Linked DNA regions of Homo sapiens: all the other regions are linked to region 4. The links are chromatin contacts, found by Hi-C or POLR2A ChIA-PET in ENCODE. All regions are on one chromosome and are shown on one strand. Each heading gives the region's core, a stretch centred on a gene start or an enhancer-like site at or near the end of the contact. The rest is flanking DNA. Distances are from core to core; before and after follow the strand shown.

What was found. A loop is a pair of places that touch in the nucleus more often than their neighbours do. ChIA-PET counts read pairs that join two places held with the same protein, here RNA polymerase II (POLR2A). Pooled maps may share reads with other maps.
Region 1: a loop to region 4 is called in a map of CD8-positive, alpha-beta T cell, with 22 times the contacts of the local background. The contact joins the promoter of ACYP2 here to the promoter of CIMIP6 in region 4. A Hi-C loop is called at or near these places in 23 of 168 maps with a recorded cell type or tissue (B cell, CD4-positive, alpha-beta T cell, CD4-positive, alpha-beta memory T cell and 17 more), 11 of 37 single-sample maps with no recorded cell type and 30 of 50 pooled maps. POLR2A ChIA-PET finds 5 or more read pairs at or near these places in 6 of 52 experiments (HEK293, HEK293T, MCF 10A and 3 more).
Region 2: a map of left ventricle myocardium inferior shows a loop between it and region 4 (2.6-fold over the local background). The contact joins the enhancer-like site here to the promoter of CIMIP6 in region 4. A Hi-C loop is called at or near these places in 6 of 168 maps with a recorded cell type or tissue (HCT116, HepG2, OCI-LY7 and 3 more), 11 of 37 single-sample maps with no recorded cell type and 7 of 50 pooled maps. POLR2A ChIA-PET finds 5 or more read pairs at or near these places in 2 of 52 experiments (H1 and OCI-LY7).
Region 3: a pooled map shows a loop between it and region 4 (2.5-fold over the local background). The contact joins the enhancer-like site here to the promoter of CIMIP6 in region 4. A Hi-C loop is called at or near these places in 5 of 168 maps with a recorded cell type or tissue (B cell, Caco-2, HepG2 and 2 more), 2 of 37 single-sample maps with no recorded cell type and 8 of 50 pooled maps. POLR2A ChIA-PET finds 5 or more read pairs at or near these places in 3 of 52 experiments (PC-9, Panc1 and WTC11).
Region 5: a loop to region 4 is called in a map of IMR-90, with 2.8 times the contacts of the local background. The contact joins the enhancer-like site here to the promoter of CIMIP6 in region 4. A Hi-C loop is called at or near these places in 2 of 168 maps with a recorded cell type or tissue (IMR-90 and chondrocyte) and 7 of 50 pooled maps.

The regions. Positions count from the first base shown.
Region 1 is chr2:54,114,358-54,117,476 of GRCh38, forward strand. ACYP2 (acylphosphatase 2) reads left to right here and starts at 1,258. Exons shown (of 4, transcript NM_138448.4): 1 at 1,258-1,399. The coding sequence starts at 1,342. RefSeq lists silencers at 1,087-1,156, 1,647-1,706.
Region 2 is chr2:54,499,318-54,502,616 of GRCh38, forward strand. The region is part of intron 1 of SPTBN1 (spectrin beta, non-erythrocytic 1); the gene reads left to right. It also overlaps the pseudogene C9orf85P1. Among named protein-coding and RNA genes, the nearest start is that of SPTBN1, 45 kb to the left of the region's middle. Within about 2 kb of position 1,432, at least 6 of the 41 ENCODE cell types and tissues checked have a DNase peak (open chromatin) inside an H3K27ac peak, as active enhancers do; they include left ventricle myocardium inferior, where a contact is called at or near this core.
Region 3 is chr2:54,091,740-54,094,881 of GRCh38, forward strand. It overlaps a transcript of ACYP2 not described here. Among named protein-coding and RNA genes, the nearest start is that of ACYP2, 22 kb to the right of the region's middle. RefSeq lists an enhancer at 3,053-3,142. Within about 2 kb of position 1,377, at least 4 of the 41 ENCODE cell types and tissues checked have a DNase peak (open chromatin) inside an H3K27ac peak, as active enhancers do; they include B cell, where a contact is called at or near this core.
Region 4 is chr2:54,329,153-54,332,664 of GRCh38, forward strand. CIMIP6 (ciliary microtubule inner protein 6) reads left to right here and starts at 1,732. Exons shown (of 5, transcript NM_001100396.2): 1 at 1,732-1,849. The coding sequence starts at 1,824.
Region 5 is chr2:54,572,995-54,576,278 of GRCh38, forward strand. The region is part of intron 2 of SPTBN1 (spectrin beta, non-erythrocytic 1); the gene reads left to right. Among named protein-coding and RNA genes, the nearest start is that of SPTBN1-AS1, 16 kb to the left of the region's middle. RefSeq lists silencers at 1,504-1,663, 1,734-1,793. Within about 2 kb of position 1,602, at least 22 of the 41 ENCODE cell types and tissues checked have a DNase peak (open chromatin) inside an H3K27ac peak, as active enhancers do; they include IMR-90, where a contact is called at or near this core.

The sequences.
Region 1 (3,119 bases), core at 8-2,507, 220 kb before region 4:
TGCTGAGAATAATCAAGACAATCAAAAAAAAAAAAAAAAAAAAAGGTCGGGTGTGGTGGCTCACACCTGTAATCCCAGCACTTTGGGAGGCCGAGGCAGGTGGATCACCTGAGGTCAGGAGTTTGAGACTAGCCTGGACAACATGGTGAAACCCCGTCTCCACTAAAAATACAAAAATTAGCTGGGTGAGGTGGCGCATGCCTGTAATCCCAGCTACTTGGAAGGCTGAGGCAGGACAATTTCTTGAACCTGGGAGGTGGAGGCTGCTGTGAGCTGAGATTGCACTACTGCACTCCAGTCTGGGAGACAAGAGCGAAACTCCGTCTCAAAACAACAGCAACAAACCCACACCAAAAAAACTGTATGAACAGCAGACAAGATGACTACAGTGTTTTTCTTTTGTCTGTTTCCACTAGCATAAAAGACTTCATATTTTTAAAAAGTTTCTTATCCCAGAAAATATCACAATCCGTTTAGAATACGAGTTCAGGCTCAATTCCTTCCTGACTGTACAGAAGAGCTCAAGATGTTGCAGACCTTATCTTAAAAGCTGGCTTGGTAGTCACCTAAACATTTCATAAATAATTTACTAACTCTCAAAACACTAAACACGCAGGCCCTTGATTTCAAAAGCCAATCTTGCTGGGATGGAGTGGGGTGGGGGACCTGGGATGGGGGATGAAAGGGGTTGGAAATGGGGAGATATTGGTCAAAGGGTACAAAGTTTCAGTTAGTGTGAATAATAAGTTCTGAAGATCTGTTGTCTAACATGGTGACTGCGATAAATGTATTGTGTCCTTAAAAATTGATGAGAGTAGATCTTAAATGTTCTCTTCATTAAAAAATGGTGCAATGGATACGTTAATTTCATTGATGTAATCATTTCACAATGCATACATATGTCAAAACATCACCTTGTACACCACAAATATACCCAACTTTTATTTGTCAATTACACTTTAATAAAGCTGGGGGAAGCCACTCTTTTTTTGGGCACAGCATCCGGCTTTTATTTACTAACTTTGAGAACAGAGTACCTTGATCAATTAAATGGTAGGGAGCGCTGTGGAGACAGCATCCTCCCCAGTCCGGGAAGAGAGGCCTAGGATGCCTGGGGCCCAGCGGCCTCTTCCCTCCTGGCGTCCCCGGCTGCCCTCGCTCCCAGGCCCCGCAGTCTCATTTGCCGCTTCCGACGCGTGACCCCGGCGCGCTAGCGTCCGGGACCGGTGACAGGCGCGGGGTGCGCCAAGCAGTCCCATGTGTCCCCTCCCTCTCGCAGCCGCCGCAGTCGCTGCGCCCCGAGCCCCTCTCCGGCTCCTCAACAGAGGGCTCGCCGCCGCCATGTCTACCGCCCAGTCACTCAAATCCGTGGACTACGAGGTGTTCGGAAGAGTGCAGGGTAGGAGGCCCCTCTACGGTGGGAGATCAAAAAGGTTATGGGAGGAAGGGGAGAAAGCTGTGAGAAGCGCCTCCCACCTAAAGTATGCCTTTTCCCGTTGTGGCTGGGACTTCCGCTCCGCCATGACACAGCAGCGGCGGCGGGGAGGGAGGCGAAACGCGCATGCGCCCGAGGACTTGGACGGGCGGAAGTACGGGAATGGGGAGGGAAGTGGGGGAGCGGGAGAGGAGGGGTCAGGGGACTGCTGAGGACCAGAAGTGGGCGGCTGCTGGGTGCGGGAGTAAGCGGCACGGGGGAATGTTGAAGTTGGGTAGGAAAAGAAGAGGGTCTTTTAACTAGTGGTCTCGTTGCTTGCCACTGAAGCTACCTGGGCTTGACTTGAGTTTTAGGAAGGACACTTAGATGGTTTAAGGTTAATTTTTCAGAGGTCAAACCTTTTTTTAGACCTCTTTGTAGCTCTTAAAAGAATGAAATTGTTATCTAATTTTTGTTTCATCCTAAGTTTAAGTAGTTGCCAAGTTTGTAATGTCTGGCTTGTTGAAAATATTGATATTTATAAATGAAAATATTAAGTCACTCTGAGATTTATGCAATGGAATATAAATAGGGTAGTGATTTAACATCCACCATCTTCATTTAAAATAAAACTCTTCAACAATGGGAAATTTTACTCATTTCTTTTCCTCTTTGAATTTGATTTTCATTTCACTTTTCCCACCGAATTACCCCATTGTTTTGCTTGAGGGTTTTTTTTTTTTTTTTGCTCACCCTATCATACTTTTCTGCAATATGTATATGTACATATATGCACATGTATGAATAAGTGTAATGCTTTTTCTTAATTTCCTTTGACAATAAGGCTCTCTTAGAAACAAATGCTGGTTCTTTGGTGCCAAAAAGAAGAACTAGCGCTCAAAGAATTTTCTCAGCAAGGCAATTTTACCTCTATAGAAGGGTGCGACTCGCGGATGAAGCAATGGCAACGGCACACCTGAACAGGGGAGGGGAAGGGGTTCTTATTCCTGATGCAGGTAGCCTCTACTGCTGTGTCTTTCCCCTACTGGCTAGGGTTGGACCGCACAGTCTAAGCTAATTCCGACTGGCTATTTTAAAGAGCAGGCGTACGAGCTCAAGTGGCGGGGTGAATAATTTGGCAGGAAGGGTGGTTACAGAACAGGTGACTCAGGATGATTCAGGTCAGAGCAGGTGACCAGGGGTGACTCAGGATGGAGCAGGTGACCAGAGGAATAGAGGTGAACTACTGATTAGAACTGGTGGAAAAGGTTGTTTACTGAAACTAGAGGCGAGGAGAACGAGGAAGCTAGACTTTAGAGCGCAAAGAACCGAGCATACTGACATACTGATTCTTTGAAGAGAAATTTAGAACTCATTGTATTCAACAGCTCCAAGTATTAAATTTTTTGTCTGGATGGAGTTATTATTGAAATTATTATTAGAACACTAGATGAAAATATAAAAAGTATGATAAACATTATTAAAATTTAAAGGTAAATTTGTGTTAGAAGTTTATTTTTTTAATTTTATTTTTTTAAGAGATGGAGTCTTGCTCTGTCACCCAGACTGGAGCAAGTGCAATGGCACAATCATAGCTCACTGCAGCCTGGAACTCCTGGGCTCAAGTGATCTTCTGCCTCAGCCTTCTAAGCAGCTGGGACTACAGGCTCATGCCACCATGCATGACTAATTTTTAAAATTTTTT
Region 2 (3,299 bases), core at 182-2,681, 170 kb after region 4:
GATTGAAAAGTCTGTGCTTAGACCATACCACCCGATGCAGTTTGTGTAAGCCTTAAAAAATAAATATTTCAGCCCCAACATTCATGTAGTACTAAAAGTGAGAGGCTTTTGAACCATAACTGATTTGACAAGAAATGGACATAATGGAGGAAGGTGACTGGTTGTTTGCGTGTTGATTTGCTTTCAGCACTTGCTAAAACGTGGAGCCAAGGGGAGAGAATCCACCAGGTTGCTTTACATGTGAAAAATATTAAAATGTCAGCACAGCCCAGCCACTGACATAAGAAAAACCGTTTCACAGTTAAGTCTCTAAATAATGTCCTAAAAACACAACATTTGTAATTATCTAATTAATAAAGGATACAGGTAATAGAAGTAATATGGAAGGCATTTTCTGGTAGATAAAGCTTCAGAAACCTTCACATCTGCACATGATTATGAAGCCCCTGTTATTACTTTGCTTTCCCCCTTCCTTTAGCCCATGTTTCTCACTATGAACTAATAGTACATAATAATAAAACCCTGGATGTCAGCCAACACAGAGTTTTGGCTAACTTTTCCAGTGTTTGTTAAAGTTGAAAAAGCATTGCAGCTGTTATGCTGGGTACTTTCCAATGGAGGATGTGTTTTCCAGATGAAGGCGCAAATGGTAATTGAAATGTAATCAGTATTTTTGGCATCTTGGAATTATAATTCTTTTTACGTTTGTAATGTTAATTGTTCATTTCTTAGGATTTGTTTTGTGTTTTTCTGTGATCTGTAATCTACTAAAAGTGAGAGAATGAACAAATGTTTTAGGCGGTTTTTCATTCTTTGAAAGAAAAATGGCAAGTAGTCACGTTTGTTAGGTGATGGCTTATTTTAAATAATCACAAAATTTATGTTTGAGACATTTTATTGTAAGACTCATGTTTCAGGCAACAGAAAACAGAAAATCTAAATCTCAAATACAACAAAATTTTAGAGATGAATGGAAACTTCTAGATCACTTGGATAGGCTGAAGACTCAGTGGGCCTCAGGTGTTCCCAGGACCAGGCTGCTGGAGATGTCCCTTTCTTTGAGAGATTTGTTCTGTTTTTTTTTCATCTCGATCCACTGTGTTAAGGAGGGGTGGGGTGTGTCTGCTGATGGTTTTATTGGTATTTGAGGTTTCTAAAGTTTTTTGTTTAAGCTAGAAAGAGCTCTAGCTGATTAGTAGCTCTCAATCCTTGGCTGGATATTTTATTTTTTGTTTTGTTTTGTTTTGAGACAGGGTCTGGCTCTGTTGCCCAGGCTGGAGTGCAGTGGCGCAATCATGGCTCACTGTAACCTCTGCCTCCCAGGCTCAAGGGATCCACCCACCTCAGCCTCCTGTAGTAGCTGGGACTACAGATGCATGCCACCACGCCTAGCTAATTTTTGTATAGATGGGATTTTGCCATGTTGCCCAAGGTGGTCTCAAACTCCTAGCCTCAAGGGATCTGCCTGCCTTGGCTTCCCAAAGTGTTGGGATTATAGGTGTGAGTCACTGTGCCTGGCTGGCTGCGCATTTTAAAGATCTTGATGCTCACTCATACCTGAGCCAGCATAATTAAATCACAGTATCTCCACAGGTGACAGTGATGTGCAGCCAAGAACAGTGTTCCTTTCCAGTCCTCTCTTTATAGACGAGGAAATTGAGGCCCTGAGCAGCTAGATGACTTGTCCAAAGTCCTCTGCTGGGACTGACCCAAATAAGGAATGGCTGATTTCTGGAAGGGATGTCAGATTCTCTGATTACAGATCTCTCGTGATCTTCTCTCGGGGCTCGTGGACTGTCCTGTCAACAGTCAGGCTAGGCAGCTGCAGAGAGCAGGACTCTGGGGTCCCCAGTGAGGAGGAAGCAAAGAGTCCTCATCTTCCTGTCCCCTTTACCCGAGTAGAAATTGCCCTTCCTTATCCCACATGAGCTACCAGAGGCATGATAAACTGCCTCTGGGGCTTTTTGGCTCTTTGGCTCTTTTTTTTTCTTTTTTATTCCTTTAGAAAGAAATAGGTTTGTAATTAGCTAACTAAGACTGACAAATACCAGACCAGTTGCTATATATTACAAAGGAGCTTCTTGAATAGCTGGTCACTTCTGCATATTGTAGAAACCTTCCTTCTCCCTTTTAGGGAACACTACACATTATTTAGGTACAGTGTTAGGGATAACTGATCATTTCTAATGCTGTGTATATCCATTAAGGGTAATTTAAAGCAATTAAATGCTAACCTGGCTGGACAGCCAGGTGTAGGTTTGTGGCATCCAGAAAGAGGAGATGGACTTGGTGGATTCTGAATTGGTCAGTTCCACCTCTTCGTGTTTTGGAGGCTTTGTCTCGTTACTTGCTCACCTTTCTGCTCAGTGCTCCTTGACATGGCGGGTCAGGTTGATGGGAGGTGGTACCTGGATGCCCTTTGCTGGCACTGGGCACTGCACCGGAGAGTTACCACCCCTGCCTGGGGATGGAGCCTCTCTGGGGAGAGGACAGTGCAAAGGTGGGGGACTGGGGAGTTGTGAGAAGTGGGAGCTAGAATATGGAGCAACTAGTGTGTATAGAGACTTCGTGAGAAAAGCTCGATCACGTTTTGGTAAGTATTTGCAGCTCCCTGAAAATTTGTGTTGGGAGGTGATCATTAGCATCTTCTGGAATATTTGCGCTAAAGCAAGACTAGATTAAGGAGCTTTGGTTCATTTCCAGACCTGTCCTGACAGCATCACTCTCCAAATGCTAAACTCTGAGAGAGAGAGTATGTGTATTTTTCTTTTCAGGATGTCAGTCAAATAATTCACTCATTCCTTTCCCCAAACACACTGGCCTTTGAAATGACACCCTACCCCTGCCAATAGTGAGACTGTGGTTCTGATCGGGGAGCTGGCGAGTTTCTGCTTTCTAGCCCCAAAGGCCTCACCCTTGCTCTCATCTGGAAGCTGATGGGAAGGTTTGTTAGTCTTCTCAGGAGCCTGTCACAGGACCTCAGGAACGTAGCCTGTAGTGGGCAGCTGGCATCAATTTAGTGCTGTGGGGATGGCAGGCTGTCAGAGTGGTTGCACTTTACCTGCACGCCCCCCAACCCAGCCCTCTGTGAAGGGTTGGTTTACATCAGGGATGGCTGCTCCTGACATAATTGTCTATTTCCGGCAACAGAGGAAGATACCTTCTGCCATTTAGAGAAGAGAAATAAATATTCACTTCAGAGAATACACTTTGAAGTGGGGCTGTGTGTGCATGGGTGACAGCTCCCTGCCTACTTTTCCTGCAAGGTTCTTGTACATCAGGAAAGGTTAATGGACTTC
Region 3 (3,142 bases), core at 127-2,626, 240 kb before region 4:
GATGTCAAGTGATCCACCCGTCTCGGCCTCCCAAAGTGCGGGGATTACAAGCGTCAGCCACTAACCCCAGCCAACTCTCTTGATTTTAAATGTCGCTCTAGATAGAGACATTTCTAGTTCCAGGTCTCTTTGTTTCTCATTTTTATACCTCAGAGATGCTGGTGGGAGGAGTACGAGCAAGACTGGAGAAAGAAAGTGTTTGTAATAGTCCGTGTGAGAAAGGAGGGGTGCCCAGACAAGGGCAGCAACTGTGGGGAAAGAGAGTGAGGCTGATTTAAAAGCCATTTAGGAGGGAGACTTTACAGAGCTATAAGGCAGCTATAGAGGGTGAGGGAGTTGGAGGACCCAAAGATGAACCAGGTTTCCAGCAGAGGTACTGGATGGTTGAAGAAGAAAGAGCAGTTTAAGGAAGGGAAAAAAATGTCAGTTCAGTTTTGAAGATGTTGAATTTGCAGTGCTGGGGAACAATGGAATAGAGCTGTCTTATAGGCACTTTCATTTACAAGTGGGTTATGAAAGAGGGAAGAATAGGGACAGGAACCACATTTCAGCAGGAAAAATGGATCCTGATAATCAGGAGAAGTTGGGATTTCTGCTTCATGGTGGGACAGAGAAGAATATATTTGACACTCCGCTGATCCGTAGGAGCAGCTCTTCTTTCTCTCCTGCCCAGTTGTGATGGTAAGTGAACAATGTAGCCAACCTATGTTATCCTATAATCAGCCTTGGAACAGGGTTGGGTGACAAAGGGCTAAGATTTATCAGGGATGAGGAATGGAATCATCCACCAGTTAAGCCATCTAGAGCAGCATAGGTGCTAGGTGAGGGTGAGGGGAATCTAGAATTGGTAGTGGAAGAGGGAAATGGAGTGTCTCAGAAGTGGCTTTGAGAGCAGCTACAGAGGGAAAGACTGTAACTTGGCCCCCTGACATTCTAGTAAGGTTCTCCTAATGGAACCAACCAGAAATCCAGGGTAGCTAATTTCAAATGGGGTGAACTTACTATAGAAGCAGGTGGGTTCCAGTGACATAGAGGGTGTACAGTGATGCATGCCATGGTGCTCTGCTCAGATCCCCACTTTAGGACCATGATGTTCATTCTCTGGCTGCCAGAAGTACTGGCTGCTTGACAACCTACCTTGAGTTCTTTTAGAATTGTCCTCAGCCAAAGAGAGTTGGCTTTCTAAGTTTATGTGCCCCAGGCTGCATCCAACGACCCATTGATGGTGGGGTACAATCGTTCAGAGTAGACAACTCTGAAGTGAGCTCTGAGCTCCCACTGGTTGGGCTGAGGCTTCTATTGTCGACTGCACAGCAGGTAAACTCCTCCTGCAGCTCAATTCTGCTGCCTTCACTGCTCCAGAGTTGTGTGCCTCCTACATGTAAGTCTCTGCCTGAGAGTCAGTTTCCCAGGGAACCTAACCTAAGACATTAGGGCAATGCAAATGAGCTAAGTCCTCCCCCTTCACAGGAGGAAGTCAGCAGATAATATCTAAGGGTGATAAAAATCAATATGTAAAGGTGTAAGCATATTCTCTAGAGTTACACAGACAACTGCCGGAAGAACTAAAAGTAGAAATATTGAAAAGAATATTGTCTCTGCAAAATGTGACTGCAGATTGATTAGGTGGGAGATTTGCTTTTCCTTCTAAGATTTTCTCAACTACCGAAATTAATATCGTATGCAAATAGTACTTTGACTCAAATCTAATTTTAACATTAAAACAAGACTTTTGGAAACAACTAATGATAAAGAGGTAGTGAGTGAGGCAGAGAGAAGTAATAATGTTTGATTCAGAGGATGTGGCCTAGAATTCAGGTGCTGTTTCTGTGTCTGGGTACAGGTCACTTCCTCTTTTAGAGACTTAGTTTTCTCATCTGTCAAGTGGGAATAACAATGATATTAAATAAAAACCACTTGGCCGGGCGTGGTGGCTCACGCCTGTAATTCCAGCACTTCGGGAGGCCGAGGCGGGTGGATCACGAGGTCAGGAGATCAAGACCATCCTGGCTAACACGGTGAAAACCCGTCTCTACTAAAAATACAAAAAATTAGCCGGGCGTGGTCGTGGGCGCCTGTAGTCCCAGCTACTCCGGAGGCTGAGGCAGGAGAATGACATGAACCTGGGAGGCAGAGCTTGCAGTGAGCTGAGATCATGCCAGTGCACTCCAGCCTGGGTGACAGAACGAGACTCTGTCTCAAAAAACAAACAAACAAACAAACAAACAAACAAACCCACTCAGTATCATTGTGAAGTGTAAATAAAATAATGAAAAGTAAAATGCTTAGTAAAGCTATGAAGAGCTGTCCTACTTAGGAGAATGAAGTACATGTTAGAGATACTGGCAATGTACAAAAACTACAAAAAAGTGGTTAATTCTGGCTGTGGATGAAAAAGGCCTCATGAAGGCAGGATCACTCATGGTTGGCTTGCAAAAGAAAGGAAGATTTTGGTAGGCAGAGAAGAAGACATGGTGGGGAGAAAAAAAATTTTTTTTTTTTTTTTGAGACAGAGTCTTACTCTGTTGCCCAGGCTGGAGTGCAGTGGTGCCATCTCGGCTCACTGCAAACTTCGCCTCCCAGGTTCAAGCAATTCTCCTGCCTCAGCCTACCAAATAGCTTGGATTAGAGGCATGTGCCACCATGCCTAGCTAATTTTTTTGTATTTTTAGTAGAGACGGGGTTTCACATGTTTGCCAGGCTGGTCTCGAACTCCTGACCTCAGGTGATCTACCCACCTCGGCCTCCCAAAGTGCTGGGATTACAGGTGTGAGCCACCATGCCCGGCCCAGTTGTGTGTGTGTGTGTGTGTGTTTGAGACATTGTCTTGCTCTATCGCCCAGGCTGGAAGGCAGTGGCACCATCTCGGCTCACTGCAGCCTCTTCCTCCTGTGCTCAACCAATCCTCCCACCTCAGCCTCCCAAGTAGCCAGGACTACAGGCATGTGCCACCACGCCCAGCTAATTTTTGTATTTTTTGTGGAGATGGTGTTTCACCACGTTGGCCTGACTGGTCTCAAACTTCTGGCCTCAAGTGATCCGCCCACCTCAGTCTCCCAAAATGCTGGGATTACAGGTGTGAGCCACCATGGCCAGGCAAAATATTTTATTGTATTTTATTATTATTTTTTAATCTGTTTTT
Region 4 (3,512 bases), core at 482-2,981:
TGACTCTAATCCTGTACGGATGCAGGTGAACTTGTCAGTCTGAAAGGATCAAGTTGAGAAAATGCCCTCATTTCTTTAAGCCCTGAGATTGTTCCTGAGGGTAAGTGGTTTTAGGACTTGAAGAGATTGGTGAAGGTTGAAGCAGAAATTAGGGGGAATGATGAGGGAGTTGACTAACCCTCAAGGACATGTGGCAGCATAAGCAGATCAAGTTGATCAATAAAAATAATGGCAAAGCACTTACTAAGCATCGGGCCCTGTTCTCAGTACTCTGCCTGTATTAAATCATCTACACCTCACAACAACCCTAGGTATTTTCCCCATTTTGTGGATGAAAAAAATTGAGGCTCAGAGAGGTTAGATCATTTGCCCAAGTGAACTAGCTAGTTAAGTGGTAAAGCCAGGTTTCAAACACTGACTGCTCCCAGACCCTAAGCTCCTAATCACAGTGTGATGGTTAGGATAAGACCAGATAAGCAGGTGGTGTTTAATACAATGCCTAACAAATGCCTGGTCCCCTAGTGGAAGCTCAATTGCTATTAGTTCCCCCTGCTTTCTGGTTTTCAACCCACTTGCCCCATATTTATTTACTCATCCACTCCTTACTCACCAAACACACACACACACAATGACACATTCACACACACTCCAGTCTTTAACAACGAAGTCCACACTCAGGTATTTAGGTCACTAGGTGTCAAATCTACACATATATTCTTCTTCCTGATAGGATTTCAGGTCACATACATAAAATGAGTCCTAGGACCAACCTCTGCTCTCCCATCACTCTCCAAGGTGAATGTAAACACACACACGAACACTGACTCTGGATTCCAAACATATACGTATGCATAGCCTGATATAAGGCAGAATTCAACTCTGGACTTTTCTTTTTCCGTTATCCAGGGAAATGCGTGAGTTACTATGACAGATGCCAAAGACTTTTGGCTCTGGTAGTGGAAATTGGGAGGCAATGGTGAAATGAAGTAAGAAATTCCAGGGCCAGAAGGTGGATGCAAGTCAGCAACGGCTTTTCCCAGGAGCTTGCTCTTTTTGGGTAAGTGCTACACATACAAGCCCCAACCCGCTGCCTAAGCTACCCTATTCTGAACCCCGCTCAGGCTGCAACAGATGACACACAGCAGGGAGCCTCATTTGCAGGAGATGAGTGTTCCCTTGCTCTATTTTAATCCTGGCAGCCCAGCCGGGGAAGGTTTTGTCAGAAATGGTGGAAAACAGTGACAACCAAGCTTTCTGGAGTAAAGGCTAGGCAGCTCAGGAGCAACCAATCACGACTCGCACAGTATTGTTAACAATACAAGGGAAAACAAGTATCCTTCCCGCCGGCCCGCACTTTTGCAGCCAGCTTGGGCGACCCGTGGCAGCGCTTTGACGACGACCTGCCGGGCTCCGGAGGGCGGGCACGGCGGAGACGGCAGCAGCGCTGCCCCGCAGCTCCGGAAACAGCCCTTCCCCTATCCTCAAGGACCAAATCAGTCCTGATAAACACCCCTCCTGGCCCTACAATGGGAAGGGCAAGTTCAAACGCAGGGCGTCGAGCCCACACGCCTAGAGACGCGGCCAGGCACCCCCGCCCTCCTCGCCGCGCAGTCGCGCACAGTGAGCAACAGTCCAGCACCAACCCGGCTTAACTGCGCCTGCGCACTCCAGGAGTTTCCCCCCACGCCCCTTTCCGAGGACTAGCGCCCGTCGCTTAGCAACGCGCGAGTCACAGTCGCCGCGCTTTGCGCACCCTTTTCCTGGCAGGGCTGCGTCCCTGTTCTTCCCAGGAGGCTCCTCGCTGCCTGGTGCCGTAGAGGCCCATGGAGGAAAAGGAAGATAAGCATCAGTAAGTGCTGGGGTTTGGTGTCTTATTTCCCTTTCCAAAAACTATTTTCCTCCTTCAGGGGGAGGCCGGGATCCAGCATGGACAGTCCAGGCCAAGCTCAGACAGCCCCCTTGCTTCTCTAATTTCCAGTTGGCTGAGCGCTTACAACAATAATTTTTAAAACGCACCGTTTACTGAGCACATACTGTGTGTCAGGGACTTGACTTGCATTACCGGATCTAAAATTCTTGAAGTCATCCACTCCTTCTCACAATTATTAGCAGATTCTGTAGTCTTTACCTTTAAAATTATCCAGAATCTACCACTGCTCATCACTTTCAGTACTGTGCCCACCCAGTCCCAAGTACCAGCTTCTCTTGCCGGGATGCTGCAACAGCCCTCCAGTTGGTGGCTTTGCTTTTCCCTTACCCCTCTGCAGCCTCCTCGACACAGCAGTCAGAGCTATCCGTTTACAGCCCAGGTTAGATCGCCGTTCTCCATCCGACATCGTAGAGTAAAAGCCAAGGCACCTCCAATGGCCTATGGAGTCTACACAACACGCCCCTTACCGTTTCTTGCCTCCCTCTGACAGGACTCTGCTACAGCAAACAGGCCTTTCTGCTATCATCTGCAGTGATAAAGACCAGCATCAGCAGCACCTGGTTGTTAGGAATGCAAATTTTGGGGACTTCCCACCCCCGAGACACACAGAATCAGAAACTCTATGGCTGGGGCTCAATAATCTGGCTTCAACCAAGGCATCCAGGTGATTCTGATGTACCTTAAATTGAGACTATTAATCAAGGTAGTACATACAGCTAGTTAGGAATGATGTGGAGCCAGGGATACCCTCTTCCAAAGCCTGTATTTTTGTCCCTGGAACAATGGTTCTCACACTTGAACGTGCATAAGAATCAGCGAAACAGCTGGTTAAAACACGTTCCTGGGAACCAGCCCCAGAGATTCTGAGTTTGCAGTGCTTTCTAAAAACAAGTAAACAAAAAACTAGGTACATAAAGGAAATGGGCCCCATAAATTTGTATTTCTAACAAGGTCACAATTGATGCCAATGCTGCTACTCCAGTGCCCATACTTTTAGAAGCAGTGCGCTAAGGATGGTTACACTTCTGCTGGGAAGCTTTGGCAGTTACAGTTCACTCTGCTAGAATGCTTTTCCCACAAATATGCACTTAGCTCTCTCTTCCCCTCTTTTTTCATTTGCCACCTTCACAATGCAGCCTCCACCCTACCTGAAAATGCAAACCTACCTCCTACATACATACACTCCCTTTTCCCATTCTCTATTTTATTATTGTCCTTAGCACTTAACAGACTATATAATTTACTTTTTCATCCGCCTTTCCCCATTAGAGTGTAAGCTCTATGAGGGCAGGAATTTTTGTTTTGTCACTGCTTTATCATCAGTGCCTCCAACAGCACCTGGCACGCAACTCAATAAATATCTGTTGAAACAATGAATTATTCAATGTTATTCTCATATCTCTTACAATAGGTATTGTTCCTATCATGCAAATGAGACAAAGGCTCAGATATGGCAGAACTGGGATTCCAGTCCCTGTCTGACTCACTTCAGAGCCCATCAGTGTTTTTATCTGTGCTTTTCTTCTGGCAAGAGATTGCTCGAGTCATATATTTCACACTTATTTATCAACCCGTAGGCATT
Region 5 (3,284 bases), core at 352-2,851, 240 kb after region 4:
ATGAGAAGGCGGGCCCAGACCCCACCAGATACTCATCTCAGCCATTGTTGTCATTAAATGACTCTGAAATGACCTTTCTTACCTCAGTTTCCTGTGAGCTCATAGTTGTCTGCAGATGTGAATTATGTCATTGATCTTTGCTCCCTCTTTGCTTATAAGGAGTAGCTGTTCTGCTCCATGTTTCTGGAAGAGGAAAGTGATGCACAGGTCACTTAGTAAAGCGGTCCCCAGCCTTTTTGGCACCAGGGACTGGTTTTGTAGAAGACAATTTTTCCACAGATAGGGTGGAGGAAATGGGGAGTTGGTTTCGTGATGAAACTCTTCCACCTCAGATCATCAGGCATTAGATTCTTATTAAGGAGTGGTAACCTAGATCCTTTGCATGCACAGTTCATGATAGGGTTTGGCTCCTGTGAGAATGCTGCTGCTGATCTGACAGGAGGCAGAGCTCAGGCAGTAATGCTTCCCATCCACCACTCACCTCCTGCTGTGTGGCCGGTTCCTAATAGGTCACGGGCCAGGACCAATACCGGTCTGTGACCTGGGGGTTGGGGACCCCTGACTCGGTGATTCAGCAGTTGATTTGGGATCCTCTGTCTTTGTTCCTCCTCCCTCAGCGGGAATTCACAGTGTAACTCATTTGCTAAGGTTTTCTGCGTTAGAAACAGAACTCCTTTTGGACTACTAGGAGACATGGTCATTAGAATAATTATGATTCTTAGTATGACTCAACCCCTTTTTAATATTCAGCCTTATGGAGGGCCTCTGCCTGCGGCTCTTTGCTCAGGCACTAGGGCCACAGGGGTGTAATTTCTATCTCTGCCCTCAGGAAGCTCACAAACAAGTCAAGAGACAGGAAAACGGATCCTGTTTTTCTAATGGGATTTGAATGGATGTATTTATGGGAGGGGGGTGCTTTGTACACCTGCAAAACAGAACACCAGCCCTCCCTTCTCCTCTGGGGTTGCTGTGAGAATCAGTTAGAATAATGTGCATGAACCCCGTATGGAAAATACAAACTCATAATTAAATCTAAGAAATTTTTGTGGGGGGACACAAATGTTGGGGTTGTCTTTGTTCTCAGGTCCCCTCAACTGGTCTAATGAAGGAAACAGACACCTTTCCAGTAACAATAGCCAACATTTATTGGACACTTATGTACCAGACTGTGCTATTTATGACATACATTATCTAATTTCACAATCAGAAGAATGCTAGAGATAGGGTCAGGCGTTATCTCTGTTTACAGATGAGGAAAGCAAGGCTTGGAGAGAATGCCATACAGTTATTAGTGTGGCGGAGCCGGCCTTTGCACCTGGCTGTTGACCACGCCCTAGCATTAAACCATTACCTCACACTGCTTCTCCGAGATAGTTATCTTCTTGGGATCATTTAGGTGTGGCAGGATCTGGAGGGAGCAGTTGGACCCAAGTCTCCTAGCAGCAGCCTACACGTTTCTTGAGTCTGTTTTGAAACAACTTCCTTAGCCCTAGCTGCGCAGAAAGCATCCTCCCCTCAGAGTGATGATTTTTATCATGTGGTTTCCTTCCTCCTGCCTTTGGAGGTCAGGTCTTCTCACCCAGGGTCAGAAAGCCCATCAGTTGCTGATAAGCTGCAGCACTTGAGTCACAGGGTGCAGGCCTGTGTTTAGAATGGGTCATGCTCATGTCAGGCACGTGGGGAATCAGTGATCCCATGAGAGCTCGATCAGTGCAGTCTGGTTTGGAATTGCAGGTCACACCCTTCCACCACTTTGCTCATGTGTCTACTGATGCCTGTGATGTAGTTAGTTAAACCACTGACTTCTTTCTCCTGCATCAAACATGACTTTTTGAAAAAGTGTGTGGGGGCTTTCCAGCATGAACCAGGCATAAACCAGGTACCTTCATGAACATATTATTTATCCCTTCAGTCACCCTGTGTGCTAGGTGGTATCATAACTGCTTTGTGGATTGAGGAACCTGAGGACCAGAAAGATGACTTGAGGTGGCAGCCTCATTTAGCCAGCAAGTAAGAAAATGGGTGATGGTGAACTTCTGCAGCAAGAGGGGGCCGTTTTCAACATTTCTGTGAATTCAAGGCGTGTGCTTCGTCTAAATAGGTGGAGACACGTAGGAAGGCATAGTGTATACATCCATCAGCACATGGGTAGATTTTGAGGTTTTTTTTGTTTTGTTTTAAATCCAGAGCGTTGTGTATTTGATCATTCTTGGAGATTCAGCCACATTCACAGGTGTTAAGTGTCACACCTAACCTAGCAATACAATACACAGCTGAAAGAAACCAGTCAGGTTTTCCCAATATCAATTTCTTTTTATTTTCTTTTCTGCAACTCCAGAGGATTCAATAATGTCAATTTCTGATAAAGCTTTTGCTATTGATGAGTAAATTCTTCCATTAAAAAGATAACAGTCTGCTAATTTGCTTATCATTGATGTTGCAAGAGCGTAACATTGGAGGGATGAGTAATGCATCTGCATATCTCGAAGGACAAAACTGACGTCCACCCACTTGTGGATACGGTATTTGGTAAAAGTAACTAAGGTAAAATTGCCTAAGGGCATTTAACTTGAGCCATAGCTTAAATTCAGGTGATATTGAGCGTTGACATATCAGGATTCTTTTGTACACAGAGACGTGGATGTAGACCCACTGGTAGCAATTGCAAAGGCTCTGGATTTTTAGCTGCTGGATGAAATACCTGCAGCTGAACATCTGTTATGATGCAATTAAGCAGTGACTCAGTGGCGTGAAGGCTCAGTTTCGATGTATCGGGAACTCCTTTGAATCTGTCCACAAACTTCTCAACCAAAAGGAGAGGAGAAATGTGTACAGACATTTGAGAGGCTGGGTCTCAACATGCCTCTGCCTAGGCAGTCATGGGAACCTGGTCTTTTCTCCTGAGACAGGAATTAACCTGTAGTACGAGAAACATGGTTGGATGAGTGGTTAAAGCAGGGCCCAGACTTTGGTACAGTTTAGGTTATGGTAGCAGGGATAGGGAGAGAGGTGGATGATGGTAATGGTCTGTGTTTTTTTCCTTTTGTCACTCAGATCCAGCTTTTTTTTTTTTTTTTTGAGAGACAGTCTGGCTGTGTCTCCCAGGCTGGAGTGCAATGGTGCGATCTCGGCTCACTGCAACCTCTGCCTCCTGGGTTCAAGCGTTTCTCCTGCCTCAGCCTCCCCAGTAGCTGGGATTACGGGTGCCTGCCACCACTCCCGGCTAATGTTTGTATTTTAGTAGAGACAGGGTTTTACCATGTTGGCCAGGCTAGTCTTAAACT